2 separate regions of the Homo sapiens genome follow, and region 2 is linked to region 1. A link is an interaction called in ENCODE POLR2A ChIA-PET data of the cell type or tissue named here. Cell type or tissue: HepG2. All regions are shown on one strand. Each heading gives the region's core, and the rest is flanking DNA. Links, peaks and the distances in the headings are about the cores only. Region 1 holds the start of LOC105372652 (a long non-coding RNA gene). Region 2 has its middle 17 kb from the start of PTGIS.

What was found. ChIA-PET counts read pairs that join two places held together with the same protein. Peaks named below come from ENCODE experiments on the same cell type or tissue, not always from the same donor. Only the 100,000 strongest peaks of a DNase experiment are listed, where the experiment ranks them.
Region 2: POLR2A ChIA-PET joins it to region 1 with 6 read pairs; 1 of 35 experiments calls an interaction of 5 or more read pairs at or near these places.

Annotation. Positions count from the first base shown.
Region 1 is chr20:49,772,626-49,777,999 of GRCh38, reverse strand. LOC105372652 (a long non-coding RNA gene) reads left to right here and starts at 2,629. Exons shown (of 3, transcript XR_936825.3): 1 at 2,629-2,772. RefSeq lists a silencer at 2,513-2,661. In HepG2, for the core only: a CTCF peak has its summit at 2,638; DNase peaks (open chromatin) are centred at 1,509 and 2,559; H3K4me3 peaks cover 956 bases.
Region 2 is chr20:49,582,006-49,587,379 of GRCh38, reverse strand. No RefSeq gene overlaps it. Among named protein-coding and RNA genes, the nearest start is that of PTGIS, 17 kb to the right of the region's middle. In HepG2, for the core only: a CTCF peak has its summit at 3,209; DNase peaks (open chromatin) are centred at 3,149 and 3,619.

The DNA.
Region 1 (5,374 bases), core at 178-5,177:
CTTTACATTCCTGTCAGCAGTGTAGGAGCACTCCCTTACTTTTGCTATGTCTCTGGCAAGTTGCTTCAGCTCTCTGGGCCTCTGTTTTCCCATATCGTAAATGGGGATGCTCTATTGTAAAGATTAAACAAAGACCATGACTGGGCACAGTGGCTCACGCCTGTACTCCTAGCATTTTGGGAGGCCGAGGTGAGAGGATCTCTTGAGCCCAGGAGTTAGAGACCAGCTTAGACAACATAGCAGGACCTCATTTCTACAAATAATTTTTAAAAATTAGCCAGGCGGCCGGATGCAGTGGCTCACACCTGTAATCCCAGCACTTTGGGAGGCCAAAGTGTGTGGATCACCTGAAGTCAGGAGTTTGACACCAGCCTGGTCAACATGGCGAAACCCCGTCTCTCCTAAAAATACCTAAAAATACAAAAATTAGTCGGGTGTGGTGGCACATGCCTGTAATCCCAGCTACTTGGGAGGCTGAGGCAAGACAATCACTTGAACCCAGCAGACGATCTCATGCAGTGAGCTGAGATTGCACCACTGCACTGCAGCCTGGGCAACTTAGTAAGACTCCGTCTTGGAAGAAAAAATACAGAAATTAGCTAGGTGTGGTGGTGCATACCTGTAGTCCTAGCTAATCGGGAGGCTAAGGTGGGAGGATCACCTGATCCCAGGGAGGTCAAGGCTGCAGTGAACTGTGTTCCAGCCTCTGCACTCCAGTCGGGGTGGCTGCTTGAGACCCTGTTTCAAAAAAAGTGATCAGGTATATGAGATTTGAGGTGAGTGTCTTACATTCTAGGCTTCAGTTCTCTTCTGTGAAGTGGGGATAGCAAAAGCATTTTCCTCGTAAGTTTCCTCTGAGCATGAAATGAGACCCAGCTGCTAGAGACAGGACAATCTCAGATAAATGGCGACTTTAGACCTAGTCATAAAGTGCCTCCAGTTGAACAAAACTTGCCTGCCTATCTGTGGGCGATGCACCCAGTGCTATAATATTTATTAATGCTCCCTTGATTTTCAATGTAAGATTTTTTTCGCCTTGTAAGACCCTGGAAGCGGCCGAGTGTGGCGGCTCACGTCTATAGTCCCAGCACTTTGGGAGGCTGAGGAGGGCAGATCAAAAGGTCAGGAGTTTGAGACTAGCCTGGCCAACATGGCAAAACCCCATCTCTACTAAAACTACAAAAATTAGCTGGGTGTAGGTGGCAGGCACCTGTAATCCCAGCTACTCAGGAGGCTGAGGCAGCAGAATCGCTTGAACTCGGGAGGCGGAGGCAGTGAGCCGAGATCGCGCCACTGCACTCCAGCCTGGGTGACAAGAGCAAGACCTCATCTCAAAAAAGAAAAAAAAAAAAACAAAAAAAAAACTCTGGAAGATTTGCGGTCCAATTCACGAGGATCAGCTGATATTCTGGAACCATGCTGTGGATTGGGGGGGATGACATGATCTGCTGATGAATGACACATTGGCTGAGAAACAGAAACTGCCCAGCTTAAAGTGAGAGAGTGTGAAAACCTCATGACTGAGTCATGGTCCTAGGAGTGGGATGAGGGTGGGGAGGTGGGCGGGAAGAGTGGAATGGGGGTGGTTAATTAGCCATTCCTTTAAGTGGGCTCTCTGCCTTTCTGTCTTTTTCTCTGAGCTCATCACTTCCTCTCCCACTTCCTACAGTATGGTCTCAAACACTTGCATTTTCGGAAAAAAGCATGATCTCCTGACCTTTGTACATGCTGTTCCCTTTGCCCAGAGCACCATTTCTGGTAATTTCCTCCCTGTCACCTGGCAACGTTCATCCTTGAGTTTTCAGCTTAGAGGTCAACTTCTCCAGGTAGCTGTCCGAATTGGGGATCTTCTGTCTTGCCAGTGGGGCATGTATGTCCTCTGGATCAGAAAGCAGCATCTCTCTCTCTCTCTCTCTCTCTTTTTAATTTTTGAGACAGGCTGTGGCTGAGGCTGGAGTGCAGTGGCGTGATCTCGGCTCACTGCAACCTCTACCTCCTGGGTTCAAGCGATTCTCCTGCCTCAGCCTCCTGAGTAGCTGGGATTACAAGTGTGTGCCACCACGCCTGGCCTGTTATTTTAAAATAATTAAATCTGTCTCCATCCTGGGATTGCTAAATAAATAAATTAATTAATTAATTAAAAGCAAAGCTTAAAAAAATGAAAGCAGCACATACTTGTGTAATAATGAATGTAAACAACTCAAAAATGTGTAGGTTAGAAGTGAGAGTTATTTTGCCCCTCCTAATAAATATTAGCTGAATCCATGAATAAATGTCATGTCTATAAATAGATGATGAATGAATGATTGAATAAGAAAACAGTTCTGTCCAGAGAGACCTCGGTTCAAGGTGACCCCCCGCAACCTCCCACTCACAAGCAGGCCAGCTGGTTTCTCTGAAAGTCTCGGCCCTGGGCCAGTGTTTTATTTCTTTCTGGGATGGGCCCCTATCTAGGAGTTTTTTTTCCCTTGGAACCTTGGAGAATGACTCATGAGGACTTTCAATGGGCAGCAAGTGCCCTGGTGACATAGGGTCACATCCTGTTACTCAAGAAGGCAGGTCCTGGGTAGATCCCAGGGAGGTGAGTTGGTGGGGGATAAAGAGCTCCTGTGTGGCCAGCAGCTGGCTGCAGTTCCCCAGGAAACAGCTTCCGGCAGACACTCAATCTCCAGTTGTAACAGGTGGTGTGGAGTCCGCTGTCCCAGGGAGTGGGCTCAAGGCCTAGTCCTGCCAATGAACTTGCTGTAGAAACTTTTCTGTCTATCAAATGAGGTGAGGTCCATGGAAAACCTAAAGGTTGCCTGTTGAATACTCATCCTGTTCCTTCTTTTTTACTTACAGAACCCCAACTGGGGGTGGGGGACATTGGACAACAATGTGTCTAAGGGGAGGCTGGGCCTCTCTCTGGCCCCAGTGTTTGTGTGTCCAAATGCATGCACAAGTGTGTGTGTGTGTGTGTGTGTAGCTGCAAGCACACAGGAAAATGTATACATCTTGTTTATCTTGTTTATCCACGAATCCCAGCTCCAAGACATCTTCCTGGAGGGATGGCCAAGGCACATGATGACAGTCTACATTCTTCTCATTTTGTTTTTTCTAGTTTGTTTCATTTTTTCCTTTTCTTGTTTTCTTTTGTTTGCTTTTGTGTGTGTGTATGTTTCTGTTTCTTACTTTTTGTTATTTTAAATTTTATTTATTTTTCTTCTCACTTTTTTATTTTGGAGACAGAGTCTCGCCCTGTCACCCAAGCTGGAGTGCAGTGGTCCAATGTCGGCTCATTGTAACTTCTGCCTCCCAGGTTCAAGTGATTCTCCTGCCTCAGCCCCCCGAGTAGCTGGGATTAACAGGCATGTGCCACCGCGCCCAGCTAATTTTTGTATTTTTAGTAGAGACGGGGTTTTACCATGTTTGCCAGGCTGGTCTCAAACTCCTGACCTCGGGCAATCGCCTGCCTCAGCTTCCTAAAGTGCTAGGATTACAGGCCTAAGCCACCGTGCCCAGCCTCATTTTTTTTTTTCTTTTTTTTGAGATGGTCTCCCTCTGTCACCTAGGTTGGAATGCACTGGTGCAATAATTGCTCACTGCAGCCATGACCTCCCATGCTCAAGCAATCCTCCCACCTCAGCCTCCCACGTAGCTGGGACTACAGGTGAGTGCCACCATACCCGACTAATTTTTGTATTTTTTGTAGAGATGGAGTTTTGCCATGTTGCCCAGGCTGGTCTCCAACTCCTGGGCTCAAGTGATCCTCCGACCTCGGCCTCCCAAACTGCTGGGATTACAGTCTTGAGCCACTGCACCCGGCCTATTCTCACTTTCTGAATGGCTTTGGGCAAGTCACAATCTCTGTGTGCTTCAGTTTCTTCTCTGAAGTGGGAATGGCAAGCTGGACACCCTGAGCGTGTGTCTGTAGTCCCAGCTTCTGGGGCTGAGGCCAGGGGTTCAAGGCTATAGTGTGCCATGATCACTCCTACGAATAGCCAGTGCACCCCAACTCGAAAAAAATTTAAAAGACCAGGCATAGTGGCTCACACCTATAATCCCAGTACTTTGGGAGGCCAAGGTGAGAGGATCACTTGAGCCCAGGAGTTGGAGACCAACCTGGGCAACATAATGAGACTCTGTCTCATTTATAACGACAACAACAACAAAAGGTAAAAAATAAACAGTGGGGGCTCATGTGAGAAAAGCTATAAAAACAGAGAATATTGGCTGTTAAATATTGATGTTTGCAGGTTGTCAGGAAAGGAATCTTGTAGAGAATATAGAACTCCTGGCCCCTTTCCTAAAGGTTCTGATGCAGTGGGTCTGGCATGGGGCCAGGCCTCTGTTAGCAAGGGCCCCAGTGACGTTTATCAGTTAGCGAATTTGAAAATCACTGTCTTAGGCCGGGCGCGGTGGCTCATGTCTGTAATCTCAGCACTTTGAGAGGCCGAGGCAGGTGCATCACCTGAGGTCAGGAGTTCCAGATCAGCCTGGTCAACACAGTGATACCCCGTCTCTACTAAAAATACAAAAAATTAGCTGGGTGTGGTGGCAGGCACCTATAATACCAGCTACTCGGGAGGCTGAGGCAGGAGAATTGCTTGAACCCGGGAGGCCGAGGTTGCAGTGAGCCAAGATCATGCCACTGCACTCCAGCCTAGGCAACAAGAGTGAAACTCCATCTCAAAAAAAAAAAAAAAAAAAAAAAAGGAAAAGAAAATCACTGGCTTGGGAGAAATTCCAATTCCTGACTTTGCCCCTTATACCTGAACAAGTCATCACACTTCCATAATCCTGATTTCCTCATCTCTAAAATAATAATAATATGGCTGGACACAGTGGCTCACACCTGTAATCCTAACACTTTGGAAGGCCGAGGCAGGTGGATCACTTGAGGTCAGAATTTCGAGACCAGCCTGGGCAACATGGTGAAACCCTGTCTCTACTAAAAATACAAAATAATTAGCCGGGCGTGGTGGCAGACATCTGTAATTCCAGCTACTCGGGAGGATGAGGCAGGAGAATCGCTTGAATCCGGCAGGCAGAAGTTGCAGTGAGCCAAGATAGTGCCACTGCACTCCAGCCTGGGTACCAGAGCAAGACTGTCTCAAAAAATAAAAAAATAAATAATAATAATAATAATAAAAATATTACTAACCTCAGTGGTTCCTAGTAGGAGTTGACGACGGTTCTCAACCGAGGGTGATTTTTTTTTCCCCAGAGGATATTTGACAATGTCTGGAGAAAGTTTTGGTTACAACCAGGTGTGGTGTTGCCCCTGGCATCTGTGAATGGAGGCCAGGGATGTTGCTAACCATCAGACAACACACAGGACAGCCCCCGAAGCAAAGAATGAGCCAGCCCAAAATGTCAGTAGCGCCAAGGTTGG
Region 2 (5,374 bases), core at 50-5,049, 190 kb after region 1:
GCTTTGGACACATGAACAACAGTCTTGGCAGTAAAACCGTTTGACAGCATGATGCCCTTATGAGTTCCATCATCTGGAGCAGAACCCATCAGATGGAGCAGAGCCTGTCATTTTTGGTAGGGAGCGGAGCCTGCTGCAGCTTAACCTGGCAGGACCTTGACTTTGATTACTGAGCTCATTCAGGAGCTGCCTTCACCATAAATCCATCTTCTCTATCGGCACAAAGTCAGGCCTTTTATAGCAACCATCTGTATAAACAAAGTATTCTTGTGTCTAAAAAAATGACTTCTTCTCTGGATAAGATTTTTTTTTTTTGAAACAGAGTTTTGCTCTTGTTGCCCAGGCTGGAGTGCAGTGGTGCAATCTTGACTCACTGCAGCCTCTGCCTCCCAGGTTCAAGCGATTCTCCTGTCTCAGCCTCCTGAGTAGCCGGGACTACAGGTGTGCGCCACTACATCCGCCTAGTTTTGTATTTTTAGTAGAGAGAAGTTTTCACCATGTTGTCCAGGCTGGTCTCAAACTCCTGATCCGCCCTCCTCAGGCTCCCAAAGTGCTGGGATTACAGGCATGAGCCACTGCGCCCAGCCTTTTTTTTTTTTTAAACAGAGTCTCGCTCTGTCACCCAGGCTGGAGTACAGTGGCTCAATCTCGGCTCACTGCAGCCTCCACCTCCCGGGTTCAAGCAATTCTCCTGCCTCAGCCTCCTGAGTAGCTGGGATTACAGATACCCGCCACCACACCCGGCTAATTTTTATATTTTTAGTAGTGATGGGGTTTCACTATGTCGGCCAGGCTGGTCTCGAACACCTGACCTCTGGCAATCTGCCCGCCTTGGCCTCCCAAAGTGCTGGGATTATAGGTGTGAGCTACCACACCTGTCCTCTGGGTAAGATTTTTTGACTTAATTTTCCCTTCACCTCCAACTCCCTTGCTTAAAAATATCAAGACTGAGCCGGGCATGGTGGTTCATGCCTGTAATCCCAGCACTTTGGGAGACCGAGGTGGGCAGATCATTCGAGGTCAGGAGTTAAAGACCAGCCTGGCCAACATGATGAAATCTTGTCTCTACTAAAAATACAAAAATTAGCCAGGCATGGTGGTGGGTGGCTGTAATCCCAGCTACTGAGGAGACCGAGGCACAAGAATTGCTTGAACCCAGGAGGCGGAGGTTGCAGTGAGCTGAGATCGCGCCACTGCACTCCATCTTAGGCAACAGAGTGAGACTCTGTCTCAAAAAAGAAAAAAAAAAAAAGACTGGACCAAAAAAAAAATTGTAATTTTATTCCCCATGTCTCTTAAGAAAACAAAAACATATTTTGAATTCTACGCCTCCCTGAGTGAGATGGCTGTGGTGGCAGTGGAGCTCACTCTGGAAGGCTTTAGATGCCAGGATGAATGTTTATTCCTGGCCTCTGACTACTTTCTCCTGACCTCTGACCTCTGGCCTGTCCCCTTCCTCTTTCTCTGGATTCTGTCTCCCCAAATTTCTTGGACCCACCTCCAAAGCCCCACTCCCCATGCAGGAAGGAAAAGAGCATTCACAGGATAAATATTTAGCCCAAAGGTCTTGGAGAGTGTTTTTGGGAGGCTCCCGGCAGTGGGGCTCCAGGCATAGATGACCTCACCCAGCTTCTCCTAACAGTGCCACCTTGGTCCTTCTTGCCTGCCCTCCACGTCCCATCTCCCTCAGTCCCTCTGTCCAGGGCAAATGGTGGTAGCCTCTGGAGGGGGATTTGGCTCTCTCATAATCCCCATCATCGCTTCTACAACCACCCCCAACAAACGCTCACGCAGCCCATCTGCTTAGCAGGTGTTTCCAGCTGCCCCTTCGGAAAAGACCACTGTCCCCAAGACCCCCATATAGACCATCTGGGCCTGCCACTGCATAGATGTGGCCTCCTTCACGGCAAAGGTTAACATCCGGGGCTCCGAGTCAGACCTGAGTTCAAATCCGGCCACTTCTTAGCTGGGAGACTGTGGGCAAAGGGCTTTGGCTCTCTGAGCCTTCAATTCCCTCCTTGTAAAAGGAGAATAAAGCACTGGTTCTTAACTAGGGGTGATTTTGCCTCCCGGGAAACCTCTGGTAATGTCTGGAGACAGTTTTGGTTGTCATAACTGGAAGGTGGGAGTGTTAATGGCATCTAGTGGGTAGAGTCCAGGGGTGTTGTTAAATATTTGACAGTGCACAGCACAGCCCCTTAATTAAGGAATTATCCAGTACAAGTGTCACTAGTGTCGGGGTTAACAACCCCTGATGAAGTGCTACCCACACTGTCAGGTGGTTGTGAGGATGAAGATCAGGAAGCAGCTAACACGGGGCCTGGCCCACGCTAAGCACCCAGTCCGTGACTGCGAATATGGGTTTTATGATCAACCTCTTTTGGTTTTTTTGCTCATCCTCTTCTCTCCTGCCCTAGACCAACTCCAGAGAGCTTCTTTCGCAATCGAGCATACAAGATCGGCACCACCTGGCACGGTGCAAAGGAGCCACCCCACCCGTCACCATGTCCACACCCTAGCCACAGACCTCTCCCCGGAGTCCCACTGCTGCCTCCTCACTGGCTTCCCTGCCTCCTTGCCTGCCCTCCTCCATTGCTTTCTCCCCACTGCTGCCCAAGGGAATCTCTAAAAACCAGTGTTTTTGAGCACTAGGAGGGCTCTGGATCTATGTAGAGCACTTTACCTACATTATCTTATTGAATCCTTAGAACAAACCTTTGAGGCAAATGCTAAGATTGTTTCATTACGGAGGAGAGAAAACAGGCTCAGAGAGGTGTCGTAAGTGACCTAAAATCACAGAGCAAGTAAGTGGCAGAGCTGGGATTTGAAACCAGGTTTGTCTGAGATTAGACCTTATAAGTGGGATGTTAGCTGCATCTCCTACTCACTAAAACAGTGGGTGTGCTTCAGAATCCCCTCAGAGGGGGCCTGCTACAATGGGGAGCCACATCTAGGGTGGACCCCAGGAACCCACATTTTGACAACCTCCCCCAGCTCCTGTCGTAGGCGATTCTGATGCTGGTGGTCTATAAGCACTTGGAAAAAGCCTCTCAGATCCTGCTGCTCTTCTTCCTAAAACCATCGATGGTTCCCTTTTATTCTCTGAATTGAGTCCAAAGTCCTGGACACGTGGCCTTTTCTCCCATTCACTCTAGTGTTTGAGCTTGCATCTGGTCTTTCACCCCTGAGCATTTGCTCAGGCACGCTCCCTGCCTGTGACACGCTGCCAGCCTTCCTTCTCCCTGGGCCTGGTGGGTTCCCACAGGTGCTGGGCTGGGAGTTAGGACTTGCGGGTTTTAGCTTCATGGGATAGCAGTCTCCCAGCGTAACCCTGGACGACACATCCTTCACTCCCTTTGGGCCTTAGTTTCTCCACTGGAGCCACAGAGATTTGACTGGATGCTGGCTGTGTAAACAGAGACGGCAAAGGCAGGCTCTTGCTGCCAAGCCAGGCATCTGGGCCTCCCCATCTGTTTGCAGGTCAGCAGCCTGTGTTCCTGGCAGGTGCTAAACACTCACTCATGCTGCTGAGAAGATCCAGGGAGGTCTGGCTCCAGCACCGTGACTGCAGTTGCTTGGGCCAAATCAATGTTTCCACATCTTATCTCTAACTGGCTCAGTCACAATATTTAGACACTTGGCCTCAAGTTGAGAAATTTGGTGACTCAGGGAGATAGCAGCTGTGGCCGGCTCCTGACCCCTGAACCCTCTACCCCTGATGGGGACACACCCTCCCAGAAAGAGGAATGGACTTTCCCTACAAGAAGCTCTTCGTGAAGGGAGAAGGAAACTGAGGACCAGAGAGGAGAAACAACTTGCTTGAAGCCACACAGCTACATAGTGGCATGTGTGCATTTAATATTTACTGAGCACCTACTATGTGCAAGTCTCCATGGTGGGTGCTATGAAGACAGGCGCGAGCAAACAGGACAGAGAAGGGATTTGTTCTTGTGCGAATTTCAGTCACAGTCAAATCTTATTATTATTATTTTTTTAGAGACAGAGTCTCTCTCTGCCCCCCAGGCTGGAATGCAGTGGTGCAAACTCAGCTCACTGCAGCCTCAACCTCCAGGGTTCAAGAGATTCTTGTGCCTCAGCCCCCTCAAGTAGCTGGGACTACAGGCACATGCCACCACGCCTGGCTAGGTTTTTTGTTTTTGTTTTTGTTTTTGTAGAGACTGGGTTTTGTCATGTTGCCCAGGCTGGTCTCAAATTCCTGGGCTCAAGCGATCTTCCCGCCTCTGCCTCCCAAAGTGCTAGAATTACAGGTGTGAGCCACCGCGCCCGACCGACCCTTGATATTATTGAAGGTTAACATTTACAAAGCTTTTATCATGTGCTGGTCACCATTCTAAGTACTTATTAAATCTTCATAATTACCCAGTGAGGTGGCTGCTGTCATTTTACAGATAAGGAAACTGAGGCACAGTGAGGTTGACACTCACTTGGAGCCACATGCTAGTACAGTGGGCTGAATGGTGGACCTCTAAGAAATCAGGTTCTCCTAATCCCAGGAGCCTGTGAATGTTACCTTATATGGTAAAGTCTTTGCAAATATGATCAAATTAAGGATTTTGTGATGAGGATATTATCTGGGATTATCTTGCTGGGCTCTAAATGTTATCACATGTATTAAAAGCATGCATGTCATATGCTTCGTAAGAGGAAGACCAAGGGAGGGTGGACAGACACACAGAAAAGAAGACAACGTGAAGACCAAGGCAGAGATGGCAGTGATGTGGCTACAAGCAAAGGAATGCTGGCAGCCACCAGCAGCTGGAAGAGGTATGGAGTGATTTGTCCCCCAGAGCCTCTGTGGGAGCATGGCCCTGCTGACACCTTGACTTCAGCTGAGTGAAACTGATGCTCACCCTCTGGCCTCCAGAACTGTGTGAGAATAAACTTCTGTTGTTTTGAGCCATCGAGTTTGTGGCAATTTGTTATAACAGCCACAGGAAACTAAGCCTAATAGCTAGGGAATGGCCATGCCAGGATTCAAACCCTAGCAGCCTTCCAATTTCTAGCTTTACAGATGTGCCTTAACTCTTTTTTTTTTTTTTTTTTTGTCATCTGTCAATCCTAGTCCTGCAAGAAGGTAGATAAGATTGCTTAAAAAACAAACTCTGATAGGTCAGCTGGCTGTTGCGCTGTTAGTCTTTGCTGGGGGACCAGGCACTTCTTAAGATGGTTTCTCCTCCTGCAGCTGGCTAGCCCAGGTTTGTTCTCATGGTGGCTATCCAGAGTTCCAACAGAGAGGGGAGAAGTGAAGAAGACTCTTGAAGCCTAGGTTGGAAGCAGGCACAGCATCACTTCCCTTGGATTCCAGTGGTCAGAGCAAGTCTCAAGGCCAAGCCCAGATTCAGATCATGTGGAA